Regions from separate parts of the Mus musculus genome. Here all the other regions are linked to region 1. Evidence: chromatin loops called from intact Hi-C (ENCODE). Cell type or tissue: gastrocnemius. All regions are shown on one strand.

Region 1 (8,000 bases):
GTCCTCTAAAGAAATTTAAAACTACCATTGGCTAAAGAACTTGTCTTAATGTCAGTTTACTGTGGGCATCTCTGAAACTATGCAACGGTGGAAAATGTTGTGAGAATCATACTTGCCAATTATCACTCACTATCTCATTTGTATGCTACAATATGTTAAAGTGTAACCAAATGCCATGTAATATCACCCACAGACACTTCAAGACATATAATGGATAATGGCCCCATGCAATACCATATACAGTGTTCTAGATCTAAACAACAACAAAAAGCTATTGTCTTTTATTATAGACTTGATTTTACTTCTTCCTGATGTGTGAAGATAGGACACAGTACTGAGTGTGTGTGAGCTTGGGAGAGGGGCGCTCTTGATGGCCTACTGCGTCCCCAGTCTGCTCCGCAGTTCATCTAGAGCTAGGACAGGCAATTCCGGCAGCAGGACAGCTTCCTACCTCCAAGAGCCACCCACTGCTCCATCCACAACCACAAAGTTCAGAAGGGAGCCCCGAGCATAGTCCTTACCCACATGGGAGAGAAAGCAGAATCTAGGCAAAGGCCGCAGCTGTGAAGCCAGGATGGGTTCCCGTAGCTGCCCAGAGAGTCAGCCCTCCTCAGCTTACACTGACCTCTGCCCACTTTGCTCCCTCCTCTGACTGAAGGGCTCAGCTGCTCCCTGCCACGTTCTTAGCGATGAACTTACCCAGCTCGGAGGCCCAATTGACCATGGCAAGAGTCATACAGGTCAGCACTATAATGGCCTACTTGTGATATCCGGTTCTATGTATAATGTGTCCCCGCTGTATGCCTTATAAAACAAGATCTATGCACAACTGCCCCAAAGGTCACTGGGCTCTCACATCAGCAAGGGTGTTTACAATCTGCATCTTGTCTGATCAGTCACTGCCTTGTTGCTTACCTAATTCTGCTGGCCAGTCCACAGATACTTTTGCCTTTCCTGAATCTCTTTTCAGAGCCATGATGAGTCCGTGTCCTACTTAGGTGTGCATCTCGTGTCTGCCTTCAGTACAGGCCATTCCTAAATATGAACTGAACAGGAGAAGGTAAGGCTTGCAGTGTGAGTGTGAGTGTGTGTGTGTGTGTGTGTGTGTGTGTGTGTGTGTGTGTGTAAGGAGGTAGCTTCTACTTTGGATCAGACCATCCCTATCCCTCTGAAATGTATAGAACGAATCCCAAATGCACATTCCATCTTTCTGTCCACTAGTTACTAATTATGCAATTACCTGTTGGTCCCCTTGTGTCCAATAACTTGTGTATCACCCAACAATGGAAGTTGGACAGATATAAAGTGAGTAAACAAATAGACCACATATCCTGGGACACGCTCTCTTCACAGAGGATGAGACGGGTGGGTAAGATGCTTAGCACGGCAGTGTCAATCTGATAGTGTCATACTGTCATTTTGAGACTTCCTAAGAAATTGTGTCTAGCCCATATGCCCAAGCAAAGACAGACGAAAAAGCCTGATAATGGAGCAATTATGAAACAGTCTAAAGGCGGGGGTGGGGGGAGGGCGGTACCACGTCTTGTTCTGTGATAAAACTACCACTCTGGGACTGTCCAAAGCATCATTTGCAACCCTGATGGGATGGTTACCGTGCGAGCTAAGGTCAAAATCCCAGTAACTGCCAACAGAGGGCATCCGTGCTCCATCATTCCTAACTCTGTAAAGCAAGGCTCCGAAGTCATCAAATCCTAGCAGCTGTAGGCATTTGGATGCTTAGTAGAGGAAGAGACCTCTGTGAGACACATTAAAACCTCGCCCTCAACCCGTCTACCATCCACCTCGGATCATCTAGATGGCTCCTAATTCGTCACTCTGCCAGAGCAACACCAGAGGAGAAAAGTTCTCTAGTACAAGCAAACACACATCTTTAAGCTAAGGCAGGAGAGAGGGTGGTCAGACAAAGCTCCCAAGGAAAGCAGTCACTGGAAAAGCTACCAGCATTCTTACTGATAATAAAGGACAGAAGTATCTTCAAGACATAATCAGCTACCTGAAATTAACTCTTAATATCACGAACAAAACATACTTTATTACTGCACTTGAAGATGCTGACATCAAAGAAAACTAAACTACAAGAACACAACCTCTATGGAGGTGCACCTGTGCAGGTTCGAGGTGCAGGTGGGTAGTAGCCTGAAGAAAACACTGCAATGTCTCAAATCAGCATCTGCCCCATGACAGCAGAGGCCACCTTGAAGGTCACCCTCTTGCTGCTTACATGGGAAAGCAATATTTGAGGCTAGCTCCTCTGCCCCGGTGCTTCCCAGAGGATGAAGAGCTGTGGTCACTGTTCCAGCTAGACACCAACAATCAACTTGGTGGCTCCTGAGAGAGGAGCCCATACCTGCAGCCCCTTTGACACTCCTGTCATCTGAATCAGCAGCAAGCTGCAGATCCTGGACTCTGGGGAATGAAGTTTAAGCTATGAGCGTGTTCGACTACAAAGAATGAATGAGTCAGATTAGTGGAGCCAAATCCGGCTCCCAGTGTTATTAATACAACTGCTGTGGCACAGATTAGAAAGCCAGAGCCCAAAGCCAGAAGTGCTGGGAACGGAAACCCAGGGTCTCTGATTTTCAACCTAGAGCTCTTTTACTCTACATGGAGCTTTTAAGCTGAGTGTGTGTGTGTACGCGTGCATGCATGCATGCGAGCATGTGTGTTTGTGTGTGTGTGAAAGAGAGAGAGAGAGAGATTGATTGATTTTGATTCTTTTGGGTCTCTATGTCTCACCTCAAAGGACTGAACCAACCTTCAAGGAGATGTGTATTTCAAACTGTCAACACTGAAATTTCTCCCCCAATTTTAAATCCACATTTAACTGCATCCAGCCTGGGTTTACTACCAGGAAATGCTAAAGTCTGAAGAGTAGCTACTTTGAGACTTACCAAAGGCACAACTTTGGCGAGACTCTTGGACACATGAGGAAAAACAGAACTTATTCGTCCCAACTGGAAACACATTCTTATCCCTAACTTCCCAGGTATTCATTTTAAAGACAAAAAAACAAAACAAAACAAAACAAAACATGGTTTTTGCTAAGATTTCTCCGATGGTTATTTGTTCACACTTGTATCTCCTTCATTCACCAGAGAGGGGGCAAATCCATCTTATACGTGGACAGTGCGCTTGCGCTGAGAGTCCTCAGGGAGAGAACTGACTAAACATTCCACCCTGTGGGTGGGCCAAGAAGTATCAAGTGTGTGGACTGGCAGCACAGGAATGGCCTGCGGTGATAGCCTTGAAACCAAAGATGCCACAGTCTGAACTGTCTAGAGCCACACAGGTATACAATTCCAAAGGTATCGGCAGCCGCGGAGCTGAATTTTGACCCAAGGGATTAAACACCGGCAGGAACATTCACACTGCACACCTTTCAAGAGCCTATTCAGATCAGATTCTACAGTTAGGCAGGTAAATGATTACAGATGGACAGAACCCCCAGTGTGGTCTGATTGTGATGCAGAAATCCAACACCCAAGATAGTGACAAGATGACACAGACCCACATTTTGTGATAAAAGTAACAGCTTCGAACTTTGAGATGAAAAACTCAAGTCTTGAAATTTTCAGTCTTGAAGAAAACCAGCTAGGGAGACAAACCCCACTACAGTTCTTGGTGTGAGAGCGTATTTTCCTTACTCTCCACTGGAGGGCGCACTTCCCTAACTTTTCCTTACAGTTGTACAGTCTCCACCGCAAGAGTGGCTTTAAAAAGCCTGGAGGTTTGACATAATTTTTGTATAATTCATACCTGCTTTTACTGATATGCTTTGAAGATGGGTCAGGATACTGTGCTTCACACTGTCTAATCCCTGATACCTGCACACAGTTTGCAGTAACCCTACTTAACAGGATGTCACACGTCACTGATTCACTGATAAAATTCCGTGGTATCCGGATGAAAAGAGACACAGGGAAAATGCCCAAACAGATAACGGAGATAGTGTGATCCGAACGTTATAAATTCAGGATACACACGAGCCTCACAATTTATGGGCTCTGCAACATTTGGAAAAGTTATCTGGATGCTTCGTACGTGCAGGCGCCAGCACAGGCCAGAGTCTGGCCTACCAGGCGTCCTCTTCAGTATATTGAGACGGGGTCTCCGGTAGCCCTTGGACTTAACTGATCAGCTGACTGGTGGGCTCCCAGGACACACTGTCTCCAGGTCTCAGGCTGGAGTTACAGACGTGCGGTCACACCTCCCTTCCTACGTGGGTGCAAGGGATCTGGACTTGGGCCAGTGCATGCAAGGCGCGTTATGGAATGAGCCTTCTCCCTATGCCCTGTGGGGTTTCTGAAACTTCAGTTTCGTCATTTCTTTAAAAAGGGGGTGGGGAGATAGTACATGGCTCCCGTGAGACTTAATGAGAGCTATATAAAGCTCCAAGGGCCATTTCTGGAACTTGGAAAGTGCTGGAAAAACACAGTTTGCTTTATACAACATAAATCTGTTCACAACGTGCCGGGTCAATGAACAACACCGACTTTTAGCATTAGTGGAACATGTGGTGTTTTGTTTTATTTTTTTTAATATATTAATTTATTTTCTATTCAATCCCTTCCCTTCCCTTAGGGGGTTGCATGAGCCCGTCTGGCTTGTGCCAAGTGGTGGTGCTGTCGAACTTGTTAAGATCTGACTTGCTGGGCCTGCCCCTAAACTATCTGCTTTGGCAGGCCTGGATAATTTGCATTTCCAGTAATTTCCCAGGTGGCCGAGGCTGCCAGTCAAGGACCACACACACTCGGAAGCACCAGGGAAGAGCGAGCGCAACCACGGAGTTTAGCATCAACTCTGTGGCTGACAGAGAGCAGAAGAAGAACAAAGCCCTTAGGCCGTAATCCTAACCTCTCAGCCATTCACCATGACAAGGGCACGCTTGGCCAGCCGTTCCCTCCTCGACTCTTTCTGTACAGATGAACAATAACTAGAGATGAGGTCGCATGAGGGTCGAAGAAGGAAGGGGATAAATTAAGACTCAAAAATAATGAGATGACTCCCTGCAAGAAGAAACAATCAGGGCAACGGCTCAAATAGTCCTTCCTTCTCAGCACTGGGGGTAGGAGGGGGCATGAGGGATTCAAGGACATCCTCTTATTTAGGAAGTCAGCCCTATCTCAGAAGGAGGAGGAGGGGGGGAGGGGGAGGAGGGGGAGGATGAGGGGGAGGAAGAAGAAGAAGAAGAAGAGGAGGAGGAGGAGGAGGAGCAGGAGGAGGAGGAGGAGGAGAAGGAGCAGGAGCAGGAGGAGGAGGAGGAGGAGAAGGAGGAGGAGGAGGAGTGGAAAGAGGAGGGTGGGAGGGAAGGAATGAGGGGACAGATGGAGGGAAGAAAAGAGGCCCATGACCTCAATAGACTGATAAAGATCTGAGAGTTCTTAGCTGTGTTCTGCCCGCTAACTCTACTTAGCAAAACTGCTGCACCTGATTTCCTATCTAAAATCATGCCCTGGTCCTTAGACCAGCACTGGAGCAGGGAACGGTACATCTTCTTACCTGGGGCCAAGAACAAGGCGCTTCCATCCTGCTTCAAGAGAGCGCCCAACAGAGGCCTGAGGACCACTAGCCTTCTCTCCCATACGACAGCATGGACCAGTCACGGGCATCAGGCGAGCCCAGCTCCTGACTCCTTCACAAGCTCCTTGAGTACTTAAATCCAGCTGGCTTCACAGCAGTGATGGTTACTGCTGAACACGCCACATCTGTCATCATTAGGCAGGTACCCCAGAGTCGGGCGCCATCAATTCAGTTGTCAAATGTTTGACATCCTGTCTCTTAACTGCCTGGTGCGGGGTCTTCCCTACAGAGCCCATTGTTGTGTGTCCCTGTCACAACCAGCTCAGGCATCACGTCACACCACGGATAACAGCATGGCCTCCTAATTGGCCTCTCCTCCCATCAAAGGGGCTTCCTGAGGACACGTGCAGTCACCTCGGCAGCCTGCACCAAGTTCTCTGGCAGTGCCCCATCCTTGGAGCCAAGACTGCCCACGTTTAGGCCAATCTCCCTTCAATGCTGGTCTTAGATGGCCCCTTATGTTCTCCGTGAGCTTCTGTCCCAGAAAGGATTCCCCAAAATCCTCCACCAATCGAACACTGGTTTGGATATCCAACCTCCCAGTGCGCCCCCACCCCTGCACTCTCGTTTGTAGTTTGTGTTTGGCCCATGTCCTTACCTACAGGAAGGATGCTAACTCTACCCGCCTTAAAAGTGTTTGCCTCCTAGCGGTTCACGGCTGCACGCGGGCACGCCCCTTTCCTCTCTGCACAGTATTCTGCTTAGGGTGGTAGTTTACGAGACTCACACTGTGACTTATACAAAACCATGAATTTCAGCAGGACGGAGACTTCTGCTTCGTGTTCCCTTGTGTTCTTAAGTGTTGGGGGTCACTGTGTTCCACGAACAGCCTGTCTTGATACATGAGCTGGCGTGTATAGGGCTGGTGAGCCGGAGAGTTACAGTAACACACTTCAAATACTGTTCTTTCATATATAGCTTTCTCGAAATGCTAATATTTTGTAAACTAAGTAGTAACAGTAAGCAAAATGCACTCAAGCGTAGCAGAACACAGCACCCCAGAGAGGGCTAAGGTCTCCCTAGCCAGACTGCAAGTGACACTCAAGGAACTGAGTCTCCACTGCACGCTGTGGCTTTACTGACTTTTATCCTTGTCACCAAATTCCAACATCAACTTCTTAATCTTTTTTTCCTACAACCATTAGGGTATGATATTGTGCATGCGTGCCTGTATATGTCTCTATCTGTGTGTGTGTGTGTGTGTGTGTGTGTGTGTGTGTCTATCTGTGTCTGTGTGTCTGTATGTGTATGTCTGTGTACTAAAGACAGGACCATAGTATGCAATTGTGCCTGGGCTGGGAACTCACTGCTTTGACCAGGTTGGCCTTGAACTTACAGAGATTCAACTGTGTCTGCCTCCTGAACCTTCAACCAGTTTTTAAAGGTTGAATATAGGTTTAAAGGCCTCTGTTGGACTGATATTTATTTCTTAGTATGACTAAGTTTTCTGGTCCTAAGTTCTAGCCATTTGGGATGATGACCCTGACCCCATCTTTCTAGCAAATTGCACCTTTCTAGGAAATTGCCCCTGACTACACTCTACACAGCCAGGGACAGAAGGCAGGCCATCTTTTTTCACTGAGTGATTGTAGGGCTCCTCGAGGAAATTCCCTTGCCTGTGTGTCCTGTGGAGTAGTTGGTGGTGGAGACCAAACCTCTCCACTAGAAGCTGTAGCTTCCAGAGACTAGGATCTAGAGATGGACAGACTAACCTAAGTTGAAGGGTCTCAGAGTGGCTTGGGTTGTCCTGGATAGGGCAGTTCCTTTGAAGAGTGCGGGAGCCCCACCCCAGGCTCCCGAAGAAGGCCTGTGAGAGGAGACAAAAGGGGGAAAGCGGGTTGTGGGGGAGCTTCTGTGTACTTCCTATGGCTCAAGCATGTTACAGGCCATCTGACATAGTGAATACCAAAGTCTCATGTTGGACTCCAGCTTTAAGAAACTCAGACTTGGGGCTGGTGAGATGGCTCAGAGGTTAAGAGCACTGACGGCTTTCCCAGAGGTACTGAGTTCAAATCCTAGCAACCACTTGGTGGCTCACAGCCATCTCTAATGGGATCTGATGCCCTCTTCTGGTATGTCTGAAGACAGCTACAGTGTACTCACACCTATAAAATAGATAAATCTTTAAATACAGATTTAAAGAAAGGATTTTAGAAAAGAAAAGGCTTAGTGGTTATGGAGTTTACCTACAGAGTTCTGAATCCAGAACACTGCAGTACATTTTCCAAACAGTGCCCAGAGGCAGGCCTCCCATGGGCCCAGCTGAGTGAGAGCGGATGCTGAAGGTAAAGTTCAAGGAGAGATGCGGAGCACCTGACCCACTCCTCACAGCTTTAGATGGCAGGCATCCTCCTAGGTTTGCGTTAGAAGTCAGATGGCTCCTTCCCTCCCTCCTTCCT
Region 2 (8,000 bases), 190 kb after region 1:
CTTAACAGAGTGAACTGGACTGCCACTGCTGATTCGTGTTGGTGTTTTGCTAGAGGGCTGGACGCTGACAGTGACTGCTGGATCTGGGTTCAGTCAGAGAAGATGTACCTAACCCTCACGAAACTGGAGGCCCCAGGGAGTGGAGAGGCCTAGTGAGGTGGGGTATGTGTGTGTGTGTGTTGGGGAGGGGGGGGAGTAGGGACATCCTCATGGAGATGAGGGGCGGAGGAGGTATGGGATGTGGAACAATTAGAGGGTGGACTGGGAGGGGGATAAAATCTGGAGTGCAAAAAACCGAAAAGATTAAATATAATTAAAAATGCATATATGTTGCAGGAAATATTTAAAAATGAACCCGCCAACTCTCTGTGCTCCTGCTTCTCTCAACCTGCCAACTCTCTGGCCCCTCTGGGCCACATTCCTGCTCTAGTACTGGCGGGCCACAACACTATGTCCCAGTGGGGTCCTGCCGGCTCTGCCCCACATTCCAATAACCAAATAGATCTGCCATCCTTGTGGTTTGATAACACAATACCAGTAACCTGGTAAAAACAAGACTCTATGCTTATAGTTATCCAATCAGATTCATGTATCAATAAAATCACAATTTACAAGATGCCAATACAATAATCTCAGAGCTAATGGTAACGATAAAAGCTTTATCCCGATTATTCTAACCTCATGAAATAATTACGTCGGCCTACATTCTCCTCCCTCCCTCTCTCCCAAGATGCCTCTATTTCTGCAACTCTTAGTTCTGCCTCCCTTTTCCCTGTCCAATCACAGGCCTCCTTCTGTCCAAATGTGATTGCACAAGGAAAATCCTGCAAAACACACACACACACACACACACACACACACACACACACACACACACAGGTAGAGAGAGGGCGTTAGAGATCAGAAAGGTATTTGTGATACAAATAAGTAAATGATGATTTGGCGGTATGGTGTGGTGGTTTGAACAGGAATAGGGCTGATAGATTCATGTGTTTGAATGTTTGGCCATAGGGAGTGGCACTATTAGGAGGCATGGCCTTGTTGGAGGAGGTGTGTCACTCTGTAGGTGGGCTCTGAGGTCTCCTATGTCCAGGCTCTGTCCAGTGCAGAAGAGAGTCTCCTCTTGGCTACCTTTGGATCAATGTGTAGAACTCTTTGCTCCTCCAGCACCATGCTTCCTGCCATGATGATGATGGTCTGAACCTCTGAAACTGTAAGGCAGCCCCAATGAAATGCTGTCCTGTATAAGAGTTGCCATGGTCATGGTGTCTCTTCACAGCAATAAATTCCTAAGACAGGGAGAAAGCTTGTCATGAACTTGCATTGATATTCCACATCACATTTTTTACTCTTATTGACATTGCGAAGATAAAGCATACTCCACTGAGCATTAAAGTGGACATGAATATTACAGTGATGAGTGCATGAGATAATAATTTAGTCAAGGCTTCCTTATGTTCAGGAGTATAGGGAGAACTGGGGAGAGCTGGAATTATAGTAAGAGTTTGAGAGAACATATGCAAGTGTAAAAATATTTTGTAGTTCAATGATGCAAAAATTATGGCCATACTAGTGTGTGTGCATGGTGTGTGTGTGTGTGTGTGTGTGTGTGTGTGTGTGTGTGTTGGTCTGTCTGCCATGTATGGGTGGGATGGAGGTGAGAGGTAGGGCATGGTGATTCTTGGTCTATGTTGTCAAAATATCTCATTCACACAATATTCTCCAATTTTATCACACTCAGCATGATATGAAAGGTTGATTTTTAGGTGAATTCTATTTTATCTATATGATCAAGTTATACTTAAGTAGGACACAATAGGTTTTACTTGCAAGACGCGTTGCACCTGCTTTCCACATCACTCTGCTGCTGGAGGAGAAGAAGGGGATTTGTGGAATGTGGTCAGAGATGCTTCTCTTCAGCTCAGCAGGCATCCATTTGCTTAGCATCTCACATGGACCCAGGATCCCACGTGGTAAGAGTTGATTGTCCCTGTTGCTAAGGATGGAGCTTTGGTAATAGACACCGATATCCATTTAGTAGTCAGGATCTTTTGCCATGCAAAGCAAACTCCACCCAGATTGGTGCAGAACCTATTTTCTTTGAGGAGTGACAGGCAACTGCCACAGAGGTGCACCAAACATATCTCCAGGCTGCCAGAAAGTTTTATTTCTTGATGCCGATTGTCTTGAGATAAGAAGCTGGGCATTCCCTCTCAAGGAGGCTCCTGAGTAGCTGTCAGGGCTAATCTGGGTGAGAGATGAAAGACTGACCTAGGGTTAAAGGCCCCACATCCACTGCACATCTCCTGAGTTATCTAATCTGTCTGGAGAACAAGCTATCTGCAGAGGAAGCGTTATTTTATAGCTGACCCTTTAACAAAGGGGAAACAGTGACTATTAGGAAAGGCAGTCTGTTGCTGTCCTGAGATAAAGCTGCCTGGGTAAATCCTATCTTTTTAAACTCAGAAAAAAGAAAGACAAATATCTGGAAAGCCTATATAAATCATGTGCAAAAGGTGTTGTTTTGCTCGAGTTCTTGAACACACACGCACACACACAGAGACACACTCAGAGAAGGGGGAAGGAAAAGGGTAGGAGTGGAGAGGGGGAAAGGAAGAGGAATGGGAGAAAATATATCTCAAACCCTACACTTTGGCTAGCTTCTTTCTACTGAAAATCTGCCTGGAAGAAGCACTGTCCCTGTCATATTTGTGTAAATCTGGGTAAGGCTGTCCCTAGACTTCTATATTCTCATCTGTAAAGCAATATATGTAGCCAAAAAAGAGAAAAGGTCCTCTAGAACAAAGGGTAAATCCCTGACATACTATCATTCTTCACTCTTGTACCTATAGCAAATATAATTAATTGCTTATAGCGTTTCCTCCCAACCCTCATGCAGCCTTAGAATTCTACGCAGTAATTGACCAGAATTAGCAGTGTGAGACCTATTTGCTCTGCCTGCAGTTTAGTGATGCCTGTGGACCTTTGTGTCGGGTCTCAGTAGTTAGTGGCTTGGCTCATGTAGTGCCTCTGGCACAGCGTGGCATAATCAGCATCAGCAGGACAGTGCAGCCGCAGTGACACCAAGATATTTGAGGGGAGGAAATCACAGGTTTCAGAGACAACACATGTGGATTCATCAAAACTAAAGGCCACATGCTACCCAGGAGGAAACCTGCAGATAAATGCATTAGATGAGTGGGTTTTACCTTTTAGTTTTCTATAAATGCATTATTGAGCACTTCTGTTGTCAAATAGTGAAGAACTGAGGTTAGACCTCCTTAAACCAGAGTTTAATTTTCTGGTTACATTATAAAAAGGAAGGTAGGACAAGGGTGGGTGGCCATGGCAACGATCGATGACTCCAGAGAAGGACTCCTCTTTAATACAGCTGTTTGCCCCTGTGCTGTGTCAGCTCTTTCATCCATTAATTAATGTGTCAGCTCCTTAACGTGGCTGTGTCCCTGTTGCACATTCCATAGGATCGTCTACAGGCTTTTGCCATACAGGCCTTCCAGTGGTACTGTTCCCATCATGTTACTCTGCTGTCAAACCTTCAGTGTCTCCGTGGTGGGCAAAGATCCATCAGATTGTGATGTTTAGAATGCAATTCCTCAGTAGCTCCAAGCTCTTATAGAGTCCGAGTAAGAAACTAGTGGCTTTCATTCTTGCTTAGAACGTTTTCCAGGACCGAGTGGTGGTGGCACATGCCTTTAAAATCAGAAACGACGTTAGAAGTTGAAATGCATGTGTGCTGGAGAGTGAAGCAGAGGCGGAGGCAGAGGCGGAGGCGAGTGGATCTCTGAGTTCAAGGCCAGCCTGGGCTACAGAGCTAGTTCCAGGGCATCTAGGGCTGTACAGAGAATGGGTTTCTCCCCCCCCCCCTTTTTTAAACCAAACTTTCTTCCCTTTCCTTCTTCCATGTCCTATATTCATTCATCTGCTTCATATTCTTCTTTTGACTCTAATTGCACCTCCAGCTTGCTAGGGACCATCTTGCTCACTCCTAGGCTGTGATCATGTGCACTTTACAGAGGTTCACTGGCAGAGACTGCTGCCTCTGCCTCTGTCATTCTGTGTGACGTTGTCCCAGGGAAGGTTTCCTAGAATTAGAAGCTGAGACCAGCATGTGTGTGAGTTATTCAAGTGCTCCCAGAAGAACACTGGATGGAGTGGAGAGAAACAGGACGAGGGCAAGGAAGAAGGAAGCCAAGGCGTTCTGGGGAGATATCAACTTCAGCCTGATTCCACAGGATATTTGGAAGTATAAAATAACTATTAAATTGCTCCCCCTTGAGGCGGAGTCACCAGGACTTCATAAGGCTTAATCAGTCTGTCACTGGACAAAGACTATCCCCAGAAGGACGTAAACTCTGCATCTGCAGCCATCTCCACAGGGAAACAAAGTTAGTCTGAAAAGAGTTACAGATACACAAACATTTAAAGCAGCGGGGAATGGTTCTCAACCTTCCTAATGTTTAATCCTTTAACACAGTTCTTCATGTTGTCGTGACCTCCCAACCCCAACCATAAAACCATTTGGTTGCAACTTACCACAGTAATTTTGGTACTGTTATGAATTGTAAAGGGGTCACCACCTACAGTGTGAGAGCCACAGATTGAAAGTCAAAAGTCCTGCTAGAGTCAAGGAAGAAATATGATGGAATTGTGAAAGAAATGGGAGAGGATCTTGCCAGATCACATCAGCATCTACTGAAGAAGTTCAGGCTCTATAACCTAAGGGGCTTTGCTTAGTTTTCCATTATCACACCGCATCACAAGTGTCATGCACACAGGAGCCTCACCATGGCATACCTACAGCGAACAGTGTACACAGGCTTCCAAACCTAGGGGCCTATGCCAGCAAGTATTTCTGTAGAGCATTTGTCAGATGCTGTGACTCAAGGTTGGCATCCTCCATCTATCCCTCAGGCTCTGATCTCTAAGAGAGCATCACCTGTTGCCCCACTCCCATCTCACGGTACTTCATTAATAGAGCAGTTGGAGAGCAGAGCAAGCTGGCTTTTCCCCTCCTTCCCAGCCCGCCTAGCTCTAATGGATCAGCACTGCCTGCCATGTGACCACAGGAAAACCACAGTCCTGTTGGCTAGAACGACACAAAGATAATGAGACAATAACCTCCTCTCTCTGAGATGCTTCCCTCGGGAGGGAAGGCACACGGGCAGGGAGACCTGGTGAGGCGGGATTGCAGTGGGCCCGGGAAAGCAGAGCATCGGAGGCAAGTCTGTGGGGGCTGCTGTGGCTCTGGCGGTTTATGCGCGCCACCTTTGTGCGCCTCACTTATGGACTCGGTGGGTGCCACATCTGATTAATTTAAAAAGCGGCACCTTCCCTCCTCTCTCATTATAGAGAACTCCACTGGGCCTTGTCTTGACAGGTTAGGCGCAAAATGACAGATGGGGCTGAAGGAATGGTCCCCTCCCCCCAACCTAGTCAGAGTTCCCTCACTGACCTCTCTCCCAAGCTTGGAGGACAAGTCCTTGTGGCTAGGCTGCTGCACAGGGCACCACCTGCTTGGAACCTTGATAGCAATTAAGAAAATTCTCTGTTGCATCTGCATTTCGACTTTAACATTGACTCTGAATTTGTTATTCCCTGTTTGAAGGTTTTGTAAGAATATGCTGTTTATTCCACTGTAACAAGCTAGTCACATTAAAAACAAAACTATGATTATAGAACTGGATAAAGAACATGGCTCCACTTATGGAGAAAAATGTTTAACTACCCACCAACAGTATATGCATTAAAAATCTGAACGTATTCTAACAATCTGCATGAACTGGTTGCCCCCATCCCCCGCAGGGGGGAGATGAGATCACATGGGAGGAATCTTTATTCTCTGCTCGGTTTGGATGCTTACTCTAAATGAGATGGAAATACAATGGCATTTCCATTAGAAAAAGAATTTATTGTTAAATTGACTTCACAAGAAATTATACCTTTAACCATTGTGCTTAAAACAGCTATTTGTTTCATTTGAGTCTTTCTCCATCTAACCACGATGAGAATTACAGTGTGTATGTAATAATTCTTAGCTTAGAGTTTCACTTAATGCTACTTCATTTGTACTTGCCCGAGAATATAATTGGCATAGTTTTATTAGCGGATGCTTAATTGTACATGGATTCAATGTCTATTTATATAGAACAGCGTTCTTTGGAAATCACATGCTAACTCTTTGCCTGTAGAGTTTACCAGAGCTGAAGACAAGGGGGTGACCAATGGCTGACAAGTTCACCGGCAAGCCTTACACATACTCCACTCCCTTTACTTTATAGGAGACAAGGTCAGAGAAATAATACAGCCTGTTAAAGACACATGGTTCCTACCCGTCCTTGAATGGTGGTGGTTTGAGAACTCTCCTAGAGTGTGTGGCTGCATGTGGGTGTCCGTGCTTGCTTGCTGGCATTGAGCTTCATTTTCACATTTCTATATCAGGTAGAATGAGGCCTGTGCTCGGAGCTATTCTCTGTTCTTCCCAGCTGGAAGTCAGCTCCTTACCACAGAAAACCCATCTGTACTTCCTTTGTAATGTGACTTCTTTTCATTTATATAATCTTCAGCCCTAGATCCTAAGTTCCTTGGGGAAAAGGATCTATGTCTTACTTCATATTCCCTTCCTTCGTCCTTCCCTCCTTCCCTCCTTCCTTCCCTTCCTCCCTTGCTTCTGTTTCTTCCCTTTGGAGACAAGATCTCACTCTGTAGCCTGGGCTTTAAACTCACAGAGCCTCTGCCTCATGAGTGCTAGGGTTAAGCGTGTGCACAACCACACCCAGGTAACACAGCACTTTCTAAAACAGTGGTTCTTCACCTTCATGATGTTGCAACCCTTTGTGGTGACCTACAACCATAAAATTGTTTTTGTTGTTACTTCATAACTGTAATTTTGCTACTGTTATGAATTGTAATGTAAATATGTGTATTTTCTGATGGTTTTAGGTAACTCTTGTGAAAGGATCATTTAACCCCCCCAAAAAAGGACTAAAGACCCACAAGTTGAGAACAGCTGTTCTAAACAGCTTAATAATATTAATAGGTGTTAGGGATAGAGAGATGGCTCAGTGATTAAGAGCACTGACTACTCTTCCAGAGAACCTGGGTTCAATTCCCAGTACCTACATGCATTTCACAGGTATCTGACTCCAAGTCCAGATCTGTTATCTAATTCTGGCTTTTGTAAGCACCACTTACGCACGTGGTTCATGGAAATACACAAGTCAAAACCCTCATAGACATAAAATGAATAAACTTAAAAAATTAAAAGTAAAGTAGTTGTAGAAAAATATATAGCTTTCTCTACTCAAGGGACTCATAAAGTTTTTCATTTTAATTTGTATTAGTATTTTATGTTGTATCTTCATTAAGATATTTCATTAACATAATAATTTTGCATACTTAAGAGGTAGAGTATGATAATTCTCTCTCTCTCTCTCTCTCTCTCTCTATATATATATATATATATATATATATATATAATGTGTAATGATTGAATCAGGCAGTTAGCATTTTTTCTCCTTTATCATTTATTTGTTAGAGACTTTGAGTTCCTCTCTTGTAGCTCTTTTTAAAAGAAGTCCTAAATTGCTGTGAACTGTGCTCACCCTATCCATCCTATCTAGTGCTGTAGAATATGAGCACCTGTACTCTTATGTAATTATATTCTGATACATGTTATACAACCAGTTTGCGTTGGCTTATTCGTCTCCTTCCTATATTAAAGATGGCCACTATCCTATCCTTTACTTCATACATATGGCATGTGTTTGTGTGTGTATGTGTGTGTGTATGTATGTGTGTGTGTGTCTGCACACATATGGCATGTGTTTGTGTGTGTATGTGTGTGTGTATGTATGTGTGTGTGTGTCTGCATGCATATGCATGTATGTGTATGTATGTGCGTGTGTCTGTGTGTGTCTCTCTGTGTACATGTATATGTATGTGTGTGTGAATGTGTGCATGTATGTATGTGTATGTGTGTG
Region 3 (8,000 bases), 600 kb after region 1:
TGCCCCCATGAAGACAAAGAAAGTTGTTATAAGGACTTGTGAGAAGTCAGAAAGCATTGTGCCCTCCGAGAACAAGAAAGAAGAAGTGGAAAATACTCAAAGGGCAGAGCAGAATTTTCAACACAAGGAAAAGAGAGACTAAAGACCGATCTGGAGGATGAATAGCTCTTATCCACACAATGCCCCCTGCCCCCCCAAAAAAAGACTGAAGATAAACTGTGAACATGCATGCACTGGACACTCATTTTGTTTGCTTGTTTTTGTTTTGTTTTGTTTTTTCGAGGCAGGGTTTCTCTGTGTAGCCCTGGCTGTCCTGGAACTCACTCTGTAGACCAGGCTGGCCTTGAACTCAGAAATCTGCCTGCCTCTGCCTCCCAAGTGCTGGGATTAAAGGCGTGCGCCACCACTGCCCGGCTTGCACAGGGTACTCTTACATCAACTTGGTACAAGCTAAAGCCCTGTGAGTCAAGGGAGCCTCAACTAAGAAAATGCCTCTGTGAGATCAGTGAGGCTGTAAGTAAGCCCATGGGGTGTTTTATTATTAGTGACCGATGGGGAAGGGCTCAATGGTCCTGTATTCTATAGGAAAGCAGGCTTAGCAAACCATTGGGAGCAGGCCAGTAAATGGCACATCTTCACGGCTGCTGCGTCAGCTCCTGCCTCCAGGTTCCTGTCCCGTATGATTCCCTGTCCTGACTTCCTTCGGTGATGAACCTTGGTATGGAAGTGTAAAACAAATAAACACTTTCCTCCCCAACTGAATAGCAGCATTAAACCCTAAGACAACATGGAATGTAAGTGCTAATGCTGTTCGCAATATTGAGGGCTACCCAACTATCCCAGGAAGACCTAGAAGTCAGACTGGATAGTAGAAAAGAAGAAAGCAAAGTATACACAGTGCTGTGGATTGTGGGATCGAGAACCTTGGAGTGGATAAGTATGGAGGAAAACAGAAGGACTCCAGAGTCCCCAGCTCTCGCCTTCTGCTCAGGAGGTGCACAAGGAGAGCTTTGGAAAGGATGTGTGTCAATCACACCAGCAATGGAGCTTAAAGCACAGTAGGAGAAAGCAAGCCACTTGAAGTACAAATTAAGAAATAAGTTATCTTTCTCATTGAAAAGCCCAAGCAAGTTTATGAAGTTATGTCATATATTTCCCTGGAGGGCTCCTTCCCCACCAACAGCTTGTTTATGAGATCTGAGTCTTCGCATTAGAGTCAAGATGACAACATGTTCCTTTTGTTCGGAACTAAAGATTCTGTTAACTGATGGGCTGTCAGCGTAGTTTATAGACCACACTGATGAAGATACTTCTCCTTCTAATACTTGACAATAAAAATCATCATCTGTGCATGGTTCATACCTTCGTGTTATTCAGCTCTTATTTCAAATGCCAGCAAACAGAGAGGCTTCTCCTAAGTGCCTTGTAGAGAGTAGATGGTCAGACACACTTGACCAGGCTGCTCTATCTGGGATTTGGGGGATCGGGGGAGAAGGGACTTGTTTTTGCTATGTGTTTTTTATTGTTTGTTTTGATTTTTTATCATTTCATTTTGTTTTATGTATGTGAGGTTTTACCTGTGTGTATGTTATCTGCATGCCAAGTGCCTACGGAGGCCAGGAAGAACTCCCAAGAAGCTGGAGTTACTCACGGCTCTGAGCTTCTGAAGATTGTCTTCCACAGATAGCTTCAGTGCTGAGCCATCTTTCCAGACTCTTGGTGTTTGTTGTTATTGAGTTGTTTGGTTTTGTTTTCTTTTTTCTTTTTTTTTTCCTTAGACAGGGTCCCATTCTGCAATTCAATCTGCCCCCAAACTCACTATGTCCTCATGGCTAGCCTCAAACTGGTAGGAATTCTCCTGCTTCAGACTCAGGATGATGGCATGTGCCCCAATTTGTATGTCTCAAAACATGTGTTGCACTATTTGACTAACTGGTTGTCTCTTGCCTCACGGGATAGATGCTTGATGAATAGCTTGCCCTTCTGTTGCCAACAGCCTAGAGTGAAGCCTTGACATTGGTACAATATGTGTGAAGTGATCCCACCGTGTGTATCTCCAAGGTCCCCCCCCCACCCCACCCCCGTTTCCATGATATACTATGCAGCTATACCTGTGATCATGACAGTCCGTATCCGGGCAGAGATGAGCTCTTCTAACACAGGCTTGGTCTCTTCCTTCAATCGATTCTCCAGGATCAGCAATCCCAGAAATACCAGGTCTGATTCCACCTTCTCCCTGATTGAACAGAAAAGCATGTGAGAGGGTTTTTTTGTTTGTTTGTTTTTTGGGTTTTTTTGTTTTTTGTTTTTTTAGTAATGATAGTCAAAGACAGAGTTGCCCCACCCCCACCTCCCACTCCAACACTGCTTCCCAGCCACAAACAGCCCTGACAGGGAACAGGTGGAGTTGGGGGGCTGCAGTAGTTAGCCCAACTGAACCCAGAGGAAGTACTTGTAGGACTGAAGTTTGGCTTTGGCCTTTGCAGAATTAGCTCATGACTGCTCGGGCCTCTGTGAGGGCTCAACTGACTTCCATTCCCTCATCTATTGACCACAGAGGGGAGAGAAAGTCGTGTCCATTAAGTGAGAAACAAGAAAAATAAAACAAAATCCCAGTTTCTCCAGAAACTAAGGCTATGCAGATATCGTTTTAACCCCATAAGGTATGGTATAAATAAATAAAAGAATCCTTTACTAAGGCCAAACTGAACCCTCCCTTCTTTCTCATCTGGAAGCTCTGTTCTTCTGCATAGAATACTCCAGCACTTCATGGAGGGTCCCATGAGACCATAAGCAAGAATATCCTACAGGACCAAGGATGGAGAAGGCATTGGAGATTAGAGAGTTGAACATTCCTACAGTTCCATTAATTAGATGCAGATACAGAAACAAGATCCCAGAACCACCTAATTCATGCTGAAATGCAGATTAAAACAGCACCCGCTGGAGCCCTCCAAGCCCTCCCGCTGAGCACGTACACTGTGCCTGCCAGGGGCACAGCATTGGTGGAGGTGCTCCTAGGACGTTATGACTCCCTCCACTAGGTGGCAGGAAGTGGAGAGTTTCAGCTCCTCATCTCAGAGCAAACCTGGGAGAATGGCTTCATCTCTCACTAACTCCAGTATAGTATTTAAGTTCCCTGATGCAGCAGCCTCTCTCCTTGGCTACAGATGAGCCACTCACCGTGGATATGCTCTACACTTAATCACATCCAGACTTTTGCTCCAGACTGGTGGAGATTTTCTTATTTTGAAGCAAACATTAGTTTTCATGATCTGCCTCCGAAATCCTGCCTATGGCCTGAGTCCCACCTCATGCTGCCTGCCTCTAAGGCTTCTCCAAAGGGTAACAACTGCTCTCTCCACACCTTACTTCTACCCTGGTTAGTTGGTTCTTTATTTATTTATTCATACCTTTCAGTATTGGCTTATTGATCAGCCTCTATTCCCTGGGAGGGAGCCCAGGTGAGTCAAGATTCTGCTCATTAATGCCCACCGATGCCCACATGCAGGAAGCTCTCAGCAAGCACCACCCACTCAACACACTTGATGCTTGCGTTCCATCACGTTTGGCCATGACGTGAAGAAAATGTCATTTGCTCATTCTGGTTTCTCACTAGAACTAGACAGTCAGTGTGCTAGACTCATCGGTGTCTATTGAGCAGGTACTGGGTGAGGAAAAGAAGAAGAAACTCTATAGAGGCTGCAGGAGCTCCAACTCCAAGACTTCACATTTAAAGAGGAGGAAAAGATTAGACATGATCACCTTCTTTATACGCAAAGCTGGGAATTGTACAACGGCAGACACAAAACCCAGAGGTCTGTGGAGTCGAAAGACGGGCAGGCATTTTTTGGATTAGAGTTATTAGAGTCTTTCTGAAGGAGATATTGAACCTCCCTTCAAGAATAACTTAACTGATGCCTGATAAGAGTTTTATAGTCTTTCTGTGGCCTCGTGCTAGATATTTTAAGAGATTATATGACATGAGCCAGTAATAAATTACATTAGGCCAAGAAAATGGCTGAAAGTTCAAACACCCAGGGACATCTTAGAACACCCATTTCTAGCTCCTCTGGCTTGTCGCCAGCATAGACCTCAGTGACTGATATGATCAGGACGCCACGGTTCCAGTCTCAGCACACTGCTGCCTGCTGCATGACCTGGAGTAAACCCATCTCCCTGTGAGCTGTCCCACTACGTCTTTGGCTCTCAACGTTTTTATCTCCCAAGTCCCTTCACTCTTCCTTTCAAGCATATTAACTCTGAGCCAAGAAGTGGAAAGGAATGGTCCCATGAAGGGTCTGGGACCCTGCAGTGTGGAGTACTATGCTGTTTCCCTGTTTCTTGACCTCACATTGTACCTCCTGTAGCATCTACACTAATAAAAACTAGTGAGTGCAGTGCAGACGGTGGTCAGTCCTGAGTTAACCTCTTTCTTTCTTAAAATTTGCATAACCTTTAAAGAAATACATATAAAGCAGAGTAAAAACCTTCAATAAGCCCCACCCAGGGGTCCATCCCATAATCAGCCACCAAATGCAGACACTATTGCATCTGCCAGAAAAATTTGGCTGAAAGGACCCTGATATAGCTGTCTCTTGTGAGGCTATGTCAGTGCCTGGCAAGTACAGAAGTGGATGCTCACAGTCATCTATAGGATGGAACACAGGACCCCCAATGGAGGAGCTAGAGAAAGTAACCAAGGAGCTGAAGGGGTCTTCAACCCTATAGGTGGAACAAAAATATGAACTAACCAGTACCCCCAGAGCTGGTGTCTCTAGCTGCATATGTAGAAGATGGCCTAGTCGGCCATCATTGGAAAGAGAGGTCCCTTGGTCTTGCAAACTTTATATGCCCAGTACAGGGGAACGCCAGGGCCAAGAAGTGGGAGTGGGTGGGTAGGGGAGCAGGGCAAGGGGAGGGTATTGGGACTTTCCGGATAGCATTTGAAATGTAAATGAAGAAAATTTCTAATAAAAAATTTTAAAAACCTTCAATAAGACTTCTATATTGATACTAGAAGTACTGTCAGTAAATACACTCAGACAGAGACATAGAGACATGTGTAAGCACAGAGAGAGAGAGAGAGAGAGAGAGAGAGAGAGAGAGAGAGAGAGAGAGAGAGAGAATGTTCTGTCTTAGTATCAGTATCAACACCATGCCCACCTGGCCTCAAATATCTCTAGTTCAAATTGTGACATCTATTCTCAAGGTCCACTTCCAATTCTGACTTCAGTGGCCTGACCTGAGCTGATCAGATCTCAAAATTCAGAGCCAAAATAGCCAAAAGATAGAGTAATTAGTTTAGCTATGAGTCCCCATGGTGGTGATGTGGTGTGGAATGGGAGAGCCAAATACAGAACAGACGACAAGATCCTATTTGTCAGTTTGTGTTCAGGCCTTACTAGATTTTGCAAGTTTAGAATTTAGATGTCAATGCCTTTAACAAAGGCAAGCACTCTCCTGCAGACCACAGCTCTCACCATTCCCAAGTGTACAGCTTCCTCCACAGGGAAGGACTTGTTACATCTACTATTCCCAAACCAGGAATTTACAGCTTGTAAATGCACACACATCGCACTGGGTAACAAGCAGAAAGCAGGGCTGTAAGCAGCATCAGCACCAAGCCCAATTTTGCGTAACCCTTCCCTGACCCAAAGTATCTCTACTTCAGATTGTGACATCTATTCTCATGGTCCACTTCCCAAACTGACCTCAGTGACCTAGAACTGAATTCACCAGATCATAATATTCAGAGCTGAAATAGCCAAACTTCAGGAGGTCTCACTAAGTTGGCTAATCAGGGACTGGTCCAATACTCTGCCTGCAAATGTGACACTTGGTGACTATCCACACACCACTCTCCCTCTGGGCCTCATTTGTCCCTAACCCAATCTCAGAGGATTGGTCACATCAGTCCTTCTCAGCAGGGACAGAATTTTATTGATATTTTAGGGGGCAAAAATCTTTGCAAGTGTGCAGGATTGTCTGCAATGACAAGTGCACAAAGTATCATCACTCACCCCTCACACGCTTTGAATATTTCACTGGATACTTATGGACTTTGTAAGTCACCAGCACTTGTGCTGTTTAGATGACATCATTGTTCTGCTGTTAGTGTATAGGCTAGCACTCGATAGATAATATTGTTTCCTTGAACAATAATAAAAAATGTTGCCAGTATAGTTCCCCTAGCAATGCTTCTCATATAAACACCAATTATTTTTGCAGCTCCTCAATTTTGCAGGGATACTGCAAGTATGCAAATTGAGAGGAAGTTGTACTATTTCCTTTTGAAGTTTTCCCAGGAGCTGTTAATGATGTCGCCGAGCTGTCTTCCTTGCAGTAAGACTGTGTGAGGCATTGAGGCCGGCTGCATTACATAGCACACATTGCATAGCAGGAAGCCACTGTGGCCTCATGGTGTCTACTCTCAGGTTTGAGCAACTGTTCAGTGTGTGTGAGTGTGTGTGTGTGTGTGTGTGTGTGTGTATGCGTGTGTGTATGTGTGTGTGTGTATGTGTGTACGTGTGAGTGTGGTGTGTGTGTATGTGGGTGTGTATGTGGGTGTGTATATGGGGTGCATGTGTATGTGTATGTATGTATGTATGTATGTATGTATGTATGTATGTATGTGTGAGTGTGTATGTGTGTGTGTGATGGTGTGTGTATGAGTGTGTATGTGTGTGTGAATGGGGTGTGTATGTGAGAGGGTATGTATGGGTATGTGTATGTATCTGTGTGTCAGAGTATCTGTGTATGAGTATGTGGGGGGTATATATAGGAGGGTGTGTATGGGGGTGTGTGTATGTATGTATATATGAGTATGTATGTGTGAGGGTGTGTGTGTATGGGGTATGTGTATATTTGTGTGACTGTGTTTTTCTATGGGGTATGTGTGTATGTGAGGGTGTGTGTGTGTGTGTGTGTGTGTGTGTGTGTATGGGGTATGTGTATATTTGTGTGACTATGTTTTTCTATGGGGTATGTGTGTATGTGGGGGGTGTGTGTGCATATAGAGGACTGTCCTAGAGCTTTCCACCTAGGCTAGGCTAGCCGGCCAGTCAGCCCAGGGATCTGCCCTCTGTGCCTCTCCAACAGTGTGATCACAAGCACAGGCTACCAAACTTCACATTTCTAATGATTTCTGAGGCTGAACTCTGGTCCTTGTATTTGCAAGGCAAGTTCTTTCCCAGCTGGATCATCTCTCAAGCCCCCAACCTGTTCCCTTTGTTTCACTGGCGTCAGCTAAAATTTTATTAACCTACTATTTTTATAATAAACTGTTTCCTTCTTCCTTTTAACTCCTGTAAAGGGGGAATTTTTGCAGATAATATGTGCAGATAACAGCACATATAAATTCTAAGATGCTAAGGGAAGAGGTGAAAATATAGTCACAACTAAAGACTGCTGCATTGGATGAATATGAAAATGAGTGTGTGGGACTCTAAAAAAATGAAATGAGGCTTGATGAACCCTACAAAAGCATAAATAGTAGTGACTGACAAAACAAAACAAAACAAAACAAAACAAAAACCTAGAAATATCATTTAAGGCAAAATTAACAGGATGCCCCCAAATGGCAGAAAAGCAACCACAACCACAACAATGACAGTGGAACTGTCATTGCTGCAACGCACAACTGCGAACCCTTATTTTAATTTACACACATCCAAACTTTGTCCAGTGTGACCCCTTAGAAGGTTCCCCTGTTTCTCTGTAAACATTACTTAGATTTCATAAGCACAATTGACGTTTGTTGTTTCATTAGCTATGTATTTCTTATTAAGAAGCTTTTGTTTCTAAGCAAACGTGAAATCTTATTATTTCTAACCAATGTATGTGGCAAGGCCAGGGCCCCAATTTCAAGCTCTAAAACATTGGTTATTTCCACATAACTGGTTTCACTAAACCCTAAGGTCAGCTTACGTTTTGCATGCTGTACAGCTTATTCTCATATATTCTGACAGTGTTTTGACATAAGCTTTGTGATTTGGGCC

What was found. Peaks named below come from ENCODE experiments on the same cell type or tissue, not always from the same donor. Only the 100,000 strongest peaks of a DNase experiment are listed, where the experiment ranks them.
Region 2: a loop joins it to region 1, with 4 times the contacts of the local background. A loop is called at or near these places in 16 of 42 quality-filtered maps.
Region 3: it touches region 1 in a loop (3-fold over the local background); 9 of 42 quality-filtered maps call a loop at or near these places.

The regions. Positions count from the first base shown.
Region 1 is chr16:28,836,567-28,844,566 of GRCm38, forward strand. The region is part of intron 1 of Mb21d2 (Mab-21 domain containing 2); the gene reads right to left. Among named protein-coding and RNA genes, the nearest start is that of Mb21d2, 89 kb to the right of the region's middle. In gastrocnemius, CTCF peaks have their summits at 1,654 (motif pointing right) and 3,672 (motif pointing right); DNase peaks (open chromatin) are centred at 1,651, 3,288, 3,684, 4,164 and 2 more places; H3K27ac peaks cover 252 bases.
Region 2 is chr16:29,029,274-29,037,273 of GRCm38, forward strand. No RefSeq gene overlaps it. Among named protein-coding and RNA genes, the nearest start is that of Mb21d2, 100 kb to the left of the region's middle. In gastrocnemius, a CTCF peak has its summit at 4,300 (motif pointing left); DNase peaks (open chromatin) are centred at 5,054 and 5,381.
Region 3 is chr16:29,431,861-29,439,860 of GRCm38, forward strand. It overlaps Atp13a4 (ATPase type 13A4), which reads right to left. Exons shown (of 30, transcript NM_001164612.1): 18 at 2,112-2,236. Among named protein-coding and RNA genes, the nearest start is that of Atp13a5, 57 kb to the left of the region's middle. In gastrocnemius, a CTCF peak has its summit at 3,048 (motif pointing right); DNase peaks (open chromatin) are centred at 3,011 and 4,095.